Linked DNA regions of Homo sapiens: regions 1, 2 and 4 are each linked to region 3. The links are chromatin contacts, found by Hi-C or POLR2A ChIA-PET in ENCODE. All regions are on one chromosome and are shown on one strand. Each heading gives the region's core, a stretch centred on a gene start or an enhancer-like site at or near the end of the contact. The rest is flanking DNA. Distances are from core to core; before and after follow the strand shown. Region 1 overlaps LOC124903469 (a long non-coding RNA gene). Region 2 overlaps LOC105370777 (a long non-coding RNA gene). Region 3 has its middle 18 kb from the start of LINC02694. Region 4 overlaps LOC105370777 (a long non-coding RNA gene).

Region 1 (3,224 bases), core at 684-3,183, 780 kb before region 3:
CTCAGAGGAAATGGACCTTGCCCACCAAGGTCAGTCACACAATTAATAGGACTAAAGAACTGATGGATTTAAGCCCGTATCTGGCTCAAGTAGTAAGCTCTTACTGTGTTGGAACATTGCCTATCTCTGAGTTTCTGGGAGTTGAAGGTTTATCTTCTAAGTAGGAGGTTAAGTTAGTGTCAGAAGAGAGAGAGCTCTCTAAGTAGAAATCATGGAATTATTTATAGCTTTTATGAGAACTAGAAGCTGAGGCAAAGCAATCAAGCTGAAACTTATGTCTATTCCTCCAAAATCCCATAAGGCATTTCTTGTGAATTTGGGTCACACTGTCTCTGAAATTCAAATTTAGTATTTTCATAGCAACTTTGCAAAGTTCACATTAATTAGCTAATTAAGCTCTGCACTACTGTCACGAAATCTTCACTTTCAAATCCTTTTTCTGGCCGTATTTGCAGTGTTTTTTTTCTTGGTCTTTTTCAAATAGACTACACACCTCCCTATAAAATAAACTATGTAATGTTCAGCTCTGTGTATTGGGGAGGTAGAGCCCACATGTTTACAGGTTATATGGATTCAGTGATGTATAATGTAGACATAGTTCAAATGTTTTTTGAGTGCTAATCTCTAAAATTAGATCAACACACACGCACACAGATGCACACACACATATTTCAGCTTTGTTCCTCAATTTCTAAAGACTTTATTGATTGGCCTAGTCTAGTATATTCCAGAAAAAAGTTTTTTTTATTTTTTGAGGACAAGAAATAGGTCTTTGATTCTACGTCTGTGCACTTAAACTACTCCTATGTATAGAGGAATGATTAGTTTGTATTTGTTGACTTTGCAATTGAAAGGATCTCAGAATTCACTTCAATGAATTTGGCCCAAACTTGCCTGAATATAAGAATACAAACATCTTCTCAGGGCCCAAGTCAGAACTTTGGACTCAATCTACAGAGGAGGAGCTTGACAATCTATACTTTTTAACGCAGCAAGTTATTTCTATCATTGTGTAGATTTGGGAAACATCTCCATGCGTACAAAGGGGTAGAAGTTTCTTCTACAGCATCATAAGTTATGTTTTTTGGTTTTAGCTCTCAGGTTTGAAGACACAGAGACACACTCATTTTTGTCCATGGAAAGGTGGATTTATTATAAGGACATAAAGCATTCTTTGGGGAATCCAAGAGTAGGCAGTGGAGCACAGCCTGGCCCCATGGACTAGAACAGAGGGTCTGTGGTCTTTCGTTCATGACGTCCCTGCTTTTCCCTGTCCACCAAGTTCATATTCCTCTATCTACTGGTCAGGCTTCCCATGCCTTCAGCTTGTCCATAGTCCATAATAGCCCTCCGGCCCCGAGTCACCTCGCCCTCAGTTCCTTCTCCAGAGCCCACCGATTCAGAATTTCCATTGCCTGATTCAGTATTTCTGAGTGATCACTCATCAGCTCAGCCTTCTGAGCCAGATCACCAGAAACATCATTACTGGCAACCTGTGGATACATTTAGAAACAATAGTGCAGACATGACTGGGGAAAGAGCATAATAATTTTACTATTTAATTATAAGGATATTGGAACTATATCTCCAGGTTGTAGTTAACATTTGTTAAGCCCCAAGATTAACATTTTGGACTGTTGGTGAGGTGTTTGAAACTGTGTTTGCACTATGGCTTACTCAACAGTGGACAAACATGTTAGTTGTAACAGTAGAGGTATACAAATGACTAAACAGCAGCAATAAAATTTTTTTTTAAAGAGAAAACTTTGAATGACAACAAGGTGTTGCATAGTCAGAGTTCCCAGAATTTTCCATTCTATTTTGACTTTCGCTTAGAGAGTTTAAGTGGCCCTTCCAGGATGCACTTGGCAGCTTTGGGAAAGGATTAGAAACAGAGGCGATGGTCAAGGCGGGACCTGCTTTTTGTAATCTTCTGCTTCAGTTAGGGTGGATCATGTGGTTTTTCAGTTCCTAGAGACCACATTAGCAGTTAGGAACCAAGCCAGTTTATCTTTTTTGGTCCCTATTTTTGAATCTAGGTGAGCAGCTGACTCAAGGAAGAACAGAGTGTGACCTGACTCCATTTAAATTACGCAGCTTTTATTATGGGACTTGAACACACAGGATATGGCTTTCCCTGACTCTCTCATTGAGCGAAAGTTTAGATCAAAATAAAATTCCCTCTGTCTGATTTCAGATTAACTGTTGTTCTGGGAAATGTCACAGAAGCAGAGGCAATGTTATTTCACTAAAAATAGTTGTGTCAGAAACTAAGAGTCATATCAAAAACTTCTAGAGGTTTTAGGTCCAAAAGCCCACATGATGTCTGGTGACAAGTTTATTTGAGGCCCGCATGATAAAAATTTAGAGGTAGAAACAAATGGCTCTATAATCTAGTTCACATGTGAATTGCCCTTTGCTTTTCCACCCCGTTCTTTTTGCCTGTCATCCTCTTGGCTGTAGGCAGGAAAGGCTGACGAGAAGGCTCAACAGAGTCTGATTTTCTTCTAGTTGAAAATGTTGATGGATGTTGAAGTTCAAGCCTGCTATACTGGGTTTTTGGATTACTGAGGTTGAGTTTTAAATTATACAGGTCTGTTTTTATGTGTGAGCGTAATATCCACTGTGGCATATTTGTGAAGCTCGCTCGTTGCTTTATTATTGTCAGGGCTACACAACAAGCACAGAGCCAAGCTGTGTGTCTCTATTTAGAGCGTATGTGTCCACAGGGCAAAAGCGATCATACACAAAACAAAAGAGTATAACTAAGCACTGGACTAAGGACCATGGATATTTAAAGAAGGAAAATTCCGTAATGGGTGAATTTTAAAAATAATTTTGTTTTATAAAGCTTCCTGGGGGAGGCGGGTGATGACGCTATAAAGGAGTTTAACATTCTATTGTTTCTTTTCTATTACTTATTTTTGGAAATCCATTTCCAACCAGATTAGAAAATGTTTTAAATTTACATGCATATTTACATAAATATTCATTCAATTTACATACTTTACATTAAATTTAAATACATTACTTTAATTGCTTTTGCTTGTTAAGAAATGTTTTTCTTTTTTTAAAAGAAACTTTTTCTCTACCAAGGTTTTCAAAATATAAAGCATGAGGAAAGGATCAAAGTTTTTCTTGGGAGATGGGCTAATTGTTGCAGCACTAGATATAAGACTCTTGAGGGCAAGAAATGGGCCTGTCGTGCTCTCTGTTGTGTCCTG
Region 2 (2,914 bases), core at 382-2,881, 690 kb before region 3:
AATTTATTAAAGCAAAATGTGTAATTCCTCAAATTCTGTACTTTAATTTGTATTGATAATCCAGCGCTGGAGTTAACATAGATTTCAGGAGTGAACAGAATGCTGGTTCTATTCCCTTGGTTCTGGCTTGAGAAGGGGCTGAAGAAAATGGTGAGCCCACTCAACTGAGGGTAGTGTCTACTTCTGCCCCAGAGAATTTGTCCCAGGGAGGATGCAGCTCAGAACAGCAGGTTTTTCTTAAGTGTGTACTTTCATTGATGCCTCATTTCTGGTCAGCGTGAGGGGAAAAGCGGCAAAAAGATAGTCACTCAAGTTAGTCATGTTGGGAAACTTATCTGTTTTAGGCAGTGGTTCCTCTCAGCAAGGGGTGGAAGATATGTGGTCCAGCCTCAGGCTAAAGCCGTTTCCCAGTACTATCACTAATACTAGTCCTGTGCTATTTCCAGCTCCAGCTCGTCATTTGTCTATTGGCTTGCGAAACTACCATCTAAGAGGGCAAAAGCATTTCTACTGCCTTGGGCCATTTCCTTCTGACATTCTTTACTGATGACCTCTGAAGCAGCTATGATCACTTCTTGGCATGTCAGACCATCATCTATTGGCTCTTTGTCTCACCAGAAACAGGCCAGCCCCAGCTGGTCCAAGCAATATGAGTGTGGGTTAACTTCAGGGATACAGGGTCCTGGGCTGGTTCCCAGCTGGTCTGCATTTAACAAAGCAAAATTGGGAGTTGTGATGATCTGGAGGTGTTCTGAAGGGGTGAACTGGTGGAATTACAAATTACTTAGTTCATTCCCTGCCCTCTAGTAGAAATGAATCTAAACTAATCCAGACTGGTAAGAAGGATAGACACAGTATTAAAGGCCTATTGCAAAGAAGATGCTATAGCTACTTTCCTTCATTTTGGTGACCCCAAACTTTGATGTTTCTTGGTGATGGAAGAACCATGACTGTCCCTCTTCCATAGAATTTTCCTTAGGGTCCACTGAATTCATGTACACATGCACACGCACACACACACACTCACACAGTTTACTATTACCATTAGGGACTGTGGTGCATGTGGCTGTGTGCTGAGGGAAGAAAAAAAATGCATAATAGCCTGCCTCCAAAAAAATGTATCAGATATAAAACATATGCAAAGACACATATGATAAGAACCATGTGAGTATGGACCATGAGTTAGATTTATGAGTGTGGGGTATTGTGAAGGAGGTGCATCTGCAGCTGAGAATCACAATACAACAACAACAACAACTACTACTACTACTTTTTAACATTTATTAAACAGTTGCTAAATTCCTGGTATGGTTTTAAATACCTTGACACACTCTTCTAAGTGCTTCATATATGTGTTTAATCATCACATTCCTCGAAGGAAGACAGAGGAGGAAATTGAAGCATTTAAGTAACTTGCCCAAGGTCACACAGCTGCCTAAGGGTGGAACTAGATTTAAATCCAAAGCAGTCAGGTTGCACAGCCTTGCTCCTGTCTCCCAAGTATGCTGTCAATAATCGAGGAATTTCAATATGCACAGAGAAGAGCAAAGGCTTTCCTGCTGAGAACAGACTGGTCAGTAAAGGAGTAGGGGTAGTAACGTTTTAGATGGGAGCAGCCTGGCTTGTGGGTGCTTAGTGTAGTGATTGGCACAATGCCTGGAATGGAGTAAGTGCTTGTTTGTTGAATTATAGGAATTTGAGTTATTGACTGAATGGCTAGAGAGAGATAATGTTAGAGAAGTAGGCTGTTATCAAATTGTGTAGGGTTTTGAATTTCAGCTTAAGTGGTTTAAACTTAGTACTGTGGATGATATCTTCTCTACAATGCTGGATTTCTGAAGAGGCCAACACACTAGTCTATAAATGTGCTATTCTATACATTCTTCTTTGCATTTTCTCTTTTTCAGTGCTTTGTATACAATTGCTAGAAAAAAATGGAAACCATGCTAATCGAGCCTATTACCAAATGCTTGCTAAATTTTGCTATTTAACTATAGAAGTTATATGTTAGCTTTAACTTGACAAGTCAGTCTTTGCTTGTGATGCCCATAGCCCCTTCTAAATATATGCTAATGGACAAGTCTTTAGGTAACCCAGTTATATATGGTGTGACCCTACTCTCTCTGGCTTCTGTGGGCATCATGACATGACAATGCACTTGCTTTTTAAATATCAAGAATATGGAAGCATTAGCAGTGGATGTAGAAACTGGAAGATTATGCTGAAGAGAATAGTCAAAGAGGACACAAAGAACTACATGTATAGTGAAATTATGAGGGAGTAGAGGTAATACATAGGGAGAAATTATTTTATGTATCTTGAGCCCAGACGTTTTGATTTCAAATTCAGTTCTGGATGCTTCCTGAAATTTTCTATAAAGTTAAAAGTCCTCCCACCCCTTTTCAATATTCATTCTCCTTGACTTTTCTGCTGCATTTTACATAATTGCTTGTTCACTTTTTTTGGAAACCCTTTCTACTGAAATGCGATATTCTCCTGGGTCTTCCCCCTTCCGCTACTGCCCCTATTCTCTTCTTAAGCACCTTTCCTTCTATGCTCAAGCCTTTGATGAAACACATTTCTTTTCTGACTTTCCCTCTGCATAATGTTATCCATGGCCAGGCTTTAAACCCTCATCACTTTTCATATGTGCCCCAAAGTATGCAGACAACAGAGACATCTTTTCCAAGCTATCATGGGAGGGCTCCCATTTCTAGTTCTTTGCACAGTGCTTCCAACTGGATAACACTAAATCAAGAACGTTCCATGTAGTTCCGTGGATGCCCCCTTGGTTCAAGACTTTATTACCTTTTACCTGGCATCTTTATTCCCAAAGGATTTTATATGCTGCTGCCAGATGAATCCTTAAATCACAGCTGTGATTCTGTCACTGAAGATTTTGGGTCCTAAATCT
Region 3 (2,965 bases), core at 385-2,884:
CCCGAAGTATTTCCAGGGTCTCAAGGGTGTACTTGAGATGAGGCTGAAAGTGACCCGTTTCATCCCAAAAAAAGATCCCATGTGTCCATTCCTGAGAGTTCCTCTGATGGAACTTAAACCTAACATCGCTAGGAAAGGTCAGTTAAGTCGCTATTCAGAAAATCTACTGTTTAACCATTGTTCTGTGCCATAAGATCTTGAGGATCCTCATGAATCCCATCAGGTCTTTGCCTTTCAACATCAAAGAGAACTAAAGGCCGTGCTTGGTAGCTCATGCCTGTAATCCCAGCACTTTGGGAGGCCAAGAGGGGATGATCACCTGAGGTCAGGAGTTCGAGACCAGCCTGGCCAACATGGAGAAACCCCATCTTTACTAAAACTACAAAGTTAGTGGGGCATGGAGGTGCATGCCTGTAATCCCAGCTACTCCGGAGGCTGAGGCAGGACAATCACTTGAACGTGGGAGGCAGAGGTTGCGGTGAGCTGAGATTGCATCATTGCACTCTAGCCTGGGCAACAAGAACGAAACTGTCAAAAAACAAAAAACAAAACAAAAACACACACACACACACACACACACACACACACACACACACAAAACCAATAACCAGGAGTGGTGGTGCATGCCTGTGGTCCCAGCTACTCAGGAGACTGAGGCAGGAGAATCTGAGTCCAGGAACTTAAGGCTGCAGTGAGCCAAGATCATGCCACCACACTCCAGCCTGGGTGAGAGATTTGTTTAAAAAAAAAAAAAAAAAAGAGAGAGAACTAAAAATGGCAGTCGATGTCTATCCCATTAGTTGTGTGAGCCTGTATCAATAAATATATATTACAAAGCTGGCCTTTAGCAGAGACAAGGACAGCTGCATACATCTCTCTGCCTTGATTGAGATTTAGGTCTTCTCTGCCACATTCTAGAACTTTTATAGTTGGTGTGTTTGTGTTTTATAAAGGAATCTGTGGCTGAATAACTTCCAAAAATTTCCTATGACCCACTTCTACACAACTGTCTTTGTCTCTCACAGAAGGCATAGGTCCCTGATGCTGGTTAGTGATCTCGGCAGCCAGGTCTCTAAGGAAATTCCAGGTTACCCACAAGCATTTCAAGAGTCTTGGAAATTCTCTAATGAACTAACCCAAACATGCAGGGGCACAGTTTTAACAGGGCCAGATAGGCCCCCAGGGCATGGAGGTATTTATTTCACTGGGCCCCTGTGTTTGCAGGGGGTCTGCAACAGTAACCTCATGAAGCTTGGGGGCCCTTCTTTGGTGTCCAGCAGCTTTCTCTGAAGGAGAACTGTGTTTGCTTGGTGCCCTCCCATCCTTCCAGGCCTCCAGAAAGCCTTTTTGATTGCTGTTTCAGAGCACACTTCAGGCAGCAAAAGCCAGCAAAAAATCTCTTGGATCTTCTGGCCACAAGTCCTGTACTCCCAGTCCCCAGCCTGAATGCAGAGCTGAGAGAAGGGGGTCTGCAGGGGAGGAGAGCAGAGCTAGGAACGAGCTTCCTTTGCTGTTGGCTTCATCTCCAACCACAAGAAAATTTTCCACTGTTTCCATTATTGCTGGCAGGCACCCACACTGTAGGAAGACAGACTCTCTGTTGAGAGAGGAGCGATGGAATATGGTGAGTAAGTCAGTGAAGCACGCAGGCAGGAAAGGAGAGCAAGCAGGAAAGCAAGGAGAGAGAAGCAAAGATGGCAGAGAGAGAAGGCACTGCCCATTCGTGGGCAGGGCCAAAATGGCTGGGCAGGTCTCTGTGTTGGATGGAGTTAGATCCATATATTTAATCATGAATCATGTTGAGCCAATACACGTTGCCTTAACTAAACTATAAAAGAAATTTCCTTTTAATTTTATGTCATTCAAAGTAAGCTCAATATTCATGAGGGAGAAGGGCTGGGGGACCTCTTGGCTTCTGGATTTATTATTCCAAAAAAAACTGAGTTTTTTCCATATTTTCCATGATGCAGTTGCTACCTCCCACCGTGAAAAATAATAAAGACATGTAAATACACTGCCTCGTAGGTACCCAGATTGACTGTGGGTCATGTCCATTTTGATTTAATGATGCAACGTCACAGCTTTCTCTTCTACTTCAGAAAGCATTGGAATATTAAGGAATGAGTATTATTGGTGATGGGAATAACTTGCAATCCTCTGATTTTTCAAGAATTAACATTCACATGCATTGGTACTAAGATAACGTTAATCATAGGAAATTATTTGCAGTGCACCTCAGGAAAGATCGGGACACGCTGCCACCACTTAACGATCTGCTGAACCTGGAGATGACCTTATCAGACGTTCCTGGCAGAAATATCGTTGTCTAGACGTGGAGGACATACAGACAATTTCCCCTATTCCAACATGAACGTCCATAAAGTAATGCCATCTGGAGAGTTAAGCTTTAAAATATAATCATAACGGATCACGGCAGATATAAAAATTCCGGGACCCTTTGTGTTCCTGGAAAGAAAAATGAGAGGCAGGATAGACAAATGTCCAGGTAATAAAGGGAGGAGGAAATGCCAGGGAACCAAGCATAGCCACAGACAAGGGAAAGATAGCACACACATCCAATCACATGGGAAGGAGAAGAATGGGAAGTTGGCAGAGCAAATCAGGGCATCGCAAATAGCTCCTTCCCTCCCTGAAGGAGTGTTAAAATTTCTCCAGAGGTAGAGTCAGTCTTTCGAAGGGTGAACATCTGTGGGTCTTCTCAATGCAATCCCACCCTGGAAGACATTTCTGGAAAAGACTTTAGAACTTTGGTCATTAAGACAATTTCTCTTTGCTTTGGTATAGATTCACTTTTGGTAATTTATCTCATACCTATTAAGATCTACCTTGTGATCGTTTGCGAGTTTTCTAAAATGTTTTAACAAAATAAATCATTATCATATAATAAAGTGCTTAACAAGCCTTGAAAATGTAAATCAATGCTAATTTTAGCATTATTGCCATT
Region 4 (3,194 bases), core at 374-2,873, 560 kb before region 3:
ATTAAATGTTAAATAGTAAGTGTTGTATTCCTTGCTCTTTGTTTCTGTCAGATATTAGGGACAGAGACAAGTTATCAGCCCCTCCATCTCTGCTCCAACTCTCTGAAACCTTTATGAGGACCTCATGTTCCCTTAACTGGAGGCAAAGCCCTTTCCTTCCAGCAGCAGCGAGGAGAGGCGGTGAACACGCAGGGTGATGGCCTCTCAACCCCCTGCCATGTGGCTGGCTCACAGCCTTCTCAGCTTGCATGTGAAAAAGGAGTTTATGGGCCACCTGATGGCCCTGGCTCTGAAGAGATGGAAGAAACAAGGGGTCTTCTAAGCGTCAGGAAGCTGATGCTGTCTGTTGAGAGGCTTCTCTGACATCACTCCCTCACCTTCTACCACCCTGCTCACCTGCCTCCAGGCTCTAGCAACTGGGCTACTTGCCGCGGGCCTCTAGGCCAGCATGGAAATCCCCACAGCAGAGGGAAATCCCAGCAGAGGCCTAGGGTCCCCAAGGATAGCATGCAGGCCTGGAGGGGCTGGGGAGAGGGGCAGGAGGGCCAGCTGCTTCCCACTGCTGCCTCAGGAAAATGAGGCAGAACTAGACTATCCTAAAGACCTTACTGATTTTCACTGAACTTCTGTTCAGCTTTTGTTGGCCCTTATCTTCTGGTCTCCTGTAAGATTTTTTTCTGGGCATCAAGGATTGGACTAACCAAGCTTCACCTTTTGTTTTTGTTACTTGTGTGTTTCGTCTCTTTTCCTCAAATATCAGGTTAGGGTGTGTGGCGGTGACATTACTTCTTCAGCTATTTATCTTTCTATAATATTTCCATAGTCCTCTCCCTATTTCTCTGCAGTTTCAGCCTTTTTTGTTTGTTGTTTGTTTTTGAGACAGGGTCTCATTCTGTCACCCAAACTGGAGTACAGTGGCACGATCATAGCTCACTGCAACCTTTGCCTCTGGAGGTTCAAGCCATTCTCCCACCTTAGCCTCCTGAGTAGCTGGGACTACAGGTGCATATCACCATGCCTGGCTAATTTTTGTATTTTTAATAGAGATGAAGTTTCACCATGTAGCCTAGGCTGGTCTTGAACCCCTGGGTTCAAGCGATCTGCCTGACTCAGCCTCCCAACGTGGTAAGATTACAGGCATGAGCCACTGCATCTGGCCTCTGCAGGTTCAGCTTTTAATATTTTGCACGAGTTCATCAGGTCAAATTTTAGTTGTGTTCCAAATAGAATACAAAACATTCTGGTAATTGACGAGTACAGTGTTTCTCAATCATAGCTGCTTATTAGAATCACTAGGTGGACGAGGCTATTTGAAAATCCTGGTACCCAGGCTGTACACTCTGGTCCAGTGAGACCAGAATCTCTGGTTGTGCAATCCAGGTAGTCTGTACTAAGAAACAGTGCTCTCATGGCAAGTAATACCTTTATGTGGCACACTAATATTTGTCTTTGCTGTTTTATCTTAAACCAACATTTACCACATCCTCAAAGGATACATTAGAATATTAATTGGCAAAGAGTATAGCCATGCAGAAACTGAATTATATCATGGTCTCCATTGCAGTCTGTAAATACTTCTGAGGTCGTGTTGGCAGAATGCCTTTCAGTGTCCTTGTATTTGCTAGCTGCTTTGGTGGCTGACAGCCTAAAAGAGACTTGCCTCAGGAGAGCAAATAAGAAAAAACAAATAAAACTGTAGATATGGATGTCGTCACATTTCAAAGACTGCTGGCCCATTATGTAAAATGCAATGACACATTATTACAAATATTTACCTTAATTTTTCCCCCCTGTAGTCTTTGTTCTCATTTAAACACTGAATGGCCATTGACTTCTTTTGAAAAAGAAAAAGAAAAATGGTAAGTCTTTCACTACCTTTCTCTTCAGACTTGACTTAGATTTCCTAGTCCCGCTGTTTGAGATGACTTGATTGCCTCTGTTTCAAGCTCTGTGGTTCATTTCTTCAGCCTCTAAGCTGTTTCAGCTTCCTTTAGGCCATGGATAGAAAGCTGGTGAAAATCGGCAAATATTTTGCATAAATAGTTGTTGGACCCCAAACCTCCACAAACCAACTTTTGAGTTTTTTTCTTTTTAAGGAGAAATGGGTAGAGAAGTGAGAACCAGTTTTATGGATCTGGTGCCTAGCAAGGTGCCTGGCAGGCAGTCTGAGAGCCCCAGATATTTGTTGAGAACCTGAAACACAGTGCTCGATGGAGTTCTCCTCTATTTCTAATCGCGGATGGTATTCGGGGGTTAGCAAGCAGAAAGAATTTCCCGGCATGAGAGAGGTAAAAGGGAAGAATGTCTCATCCAGAATTTTGGCAATTCCATTTTAGAATTTTCTTTTAATTGGAGGGGCATATTGTTTGTTTGCTTTTTAAAGAAAAGAATCACAGTTATTTTAGGATGTGTGATCCTGGAAGATATTATATTCAGATCTATTTAAAAGAAAAACATTTAACTTTTTTCCAAGACTCAGTCCCTGCTCTAAGTTTTCTCATAGTGCGTAAGTTTGTCAGGCATGTTTCTATATTCATTGGAAAGAATAAATGACAGTTGGAAATAGAAGGATTGGGGCAGCTGCAAATGACAGGCAGGCTGCACACTGGAAATGCCATGGGGTAGAATTCCTGAGACTGCAGTACAAGCAGTATTCCCTAGACCTGTGAACTTCAGTGGTCCTGAGAAGGAGACTGGACCTTCTTCATGCCAGTAATGACAGTGAAGAATCACAGTTGTCATTTCCACCTCTGCTTACAATATTCGGTTGACTAGTGTTTAAGGGTATTCAGTAATTGTATTCTCAGATCTGGTCCATGCATTGCTACCTTAGTCCACTTTAGGGGTAATAGCATAGGCATAGGAAGAACATCTACTGACCTGGTAGAAAAGATGCTCTGATAACATATGCATCGTTTATTTGGACAATAATAACATTCCAAGGAGCAAAGGTCAGACTGTGCCTTTCATCATTTTCTCAGACAGTCTTCTTTTAGCCACAGCACCTCAGCTGGGGCAACCATGAAGTACAGCTAATTTTCCAGTAGAGGACAGAACTGTGGTTTGCTATGTAGAATAATCTCAGCCTGCTATAATTAATATTATTTTTCTCCCTGTTCTTCCTGTCATTCCCATCATGATATAATAGCTCACTACTACCCAAGAGTCACAGAAAACTAGATAACTAGATGGAA

Evidence for each region. A loop is a pair of places that touch in the nucleus more often than their neighbours do. ChIA-PET counts read pairs that join two places held with the same protein, here RNA polymerase II (POLR2A). Pooled maps may share reads with other maps.
Region 1: a loop to region 3 is called in a map of mesothelial cell of epicardium, with 39 times the contacts of the local background. The contact joins two enhancer-like sites. A Hi-C loop is called at or near these places in 2 of 168 maps with a recorded cell type or tissue (chondrocyte and mesothelial cell of epicardium). POLR2A ChIA-PET finds 5 or more read pairs at or near these places in 2 of 52 experiments (PC-9 and endothelial cell of umbilical vein).
Region 2: POLR2A ChIA-PET joins it to region 3 with 10 read pairs in BJ. The contact joins two enhancer-like sites. A Hi-C loop is called at or near these places in 1 of 168 maps with a recorded cell type or tissue (IMR-90) and 3 of 50 pooled maps. POLR2A ChIA-PET finds 5 or more read pairs at or near these places in 2 of 52 experiments (BJ and PC-9).
Region 4: a loop to region 3 is called in a map of chondrocyte, with 2.5 times the contacts of the local background. The contact joins two enhancer-like sites. A Hi-C loop is called at or near these places in 1 of 168 maps with a recorded cell type or tissue (chondrocyte). POLR2A ChIA-PET finds 5 or more read pairs at or near these places in 1 of 52 experiments (BJ).

What each region holds. Positions count from the first base shown.
Region 1 is chr15:39,490,785-39,494,008 of GRCh38, reverse strand. It overlaps LOC124903469 (a long non-coding RNA gene), which reads right to left. Exons shown (of 3, transcript XR_007064595.1): 3 at 1,414-1,493. Among named protein-coding and RNA genes, the nearest start is that of THBS1, 89 kb to the left of the region's middle. Within about 2 kb of position 1,933, at least 2 of the 41 ENCODE cell types and tissues checked have a DNase peak (open chromatin) inside an H3K27ac peak, as active enhancers do.
Region 2 is chr15:39,402,533-39,405,446 of GRCh38, reverse strand. All of the region lies in intron 1 of LOC105370777 (a long non-coding RNA gene), which reads left to right. Among named protein-coding and RNA genes, the nearest start is that of LINC02915, 150 kb to the right of the region's middle. Within about 2 kb of position 1,631, at least 5 of the 41 ENCODE cell types and tissues checked have a DNase peak (open chromatin) inside an H3K27ac peak, as active enhancers do; they include IMR-90, where a contact is called at or near this core.
Region 3 is chr15:38,713,065-38,716,029 of GRCh38, reverse strand. No RefSeq gene overlaps it. Among named protein-coding and RNA genes, the nearest start is that of LINC02694, 18 kb to the right of the region's middle. Within about 2 kb of position 1,634, at least 4 of the 41 ENCODE cell types and tissues checked have a DNase peak (open chromatin) inside an H3K27ac peak, as active enhancers do; they include IMR-90, where a contact is called at or near this core.
Region 4 is chr15:39,272,505-39,275,698 of GRCh38, reverse strand. The region is part of intron 1 of LOC105370777 (a long non-coding RNA gene); the gene reads left to right. Among named protein-coding and RNA genes, the nearest start is that of LINC02915, 23 kb to the right of the region's middle. RefSeq lists enhancers at 1-331, 332-833. Within about 2 kb of position 1,623, at least 4 of the 41 ENCODE cell types and tissues checked have a DNase peak (open chromatin) inside an H3K27ac peak, as active enhancers do.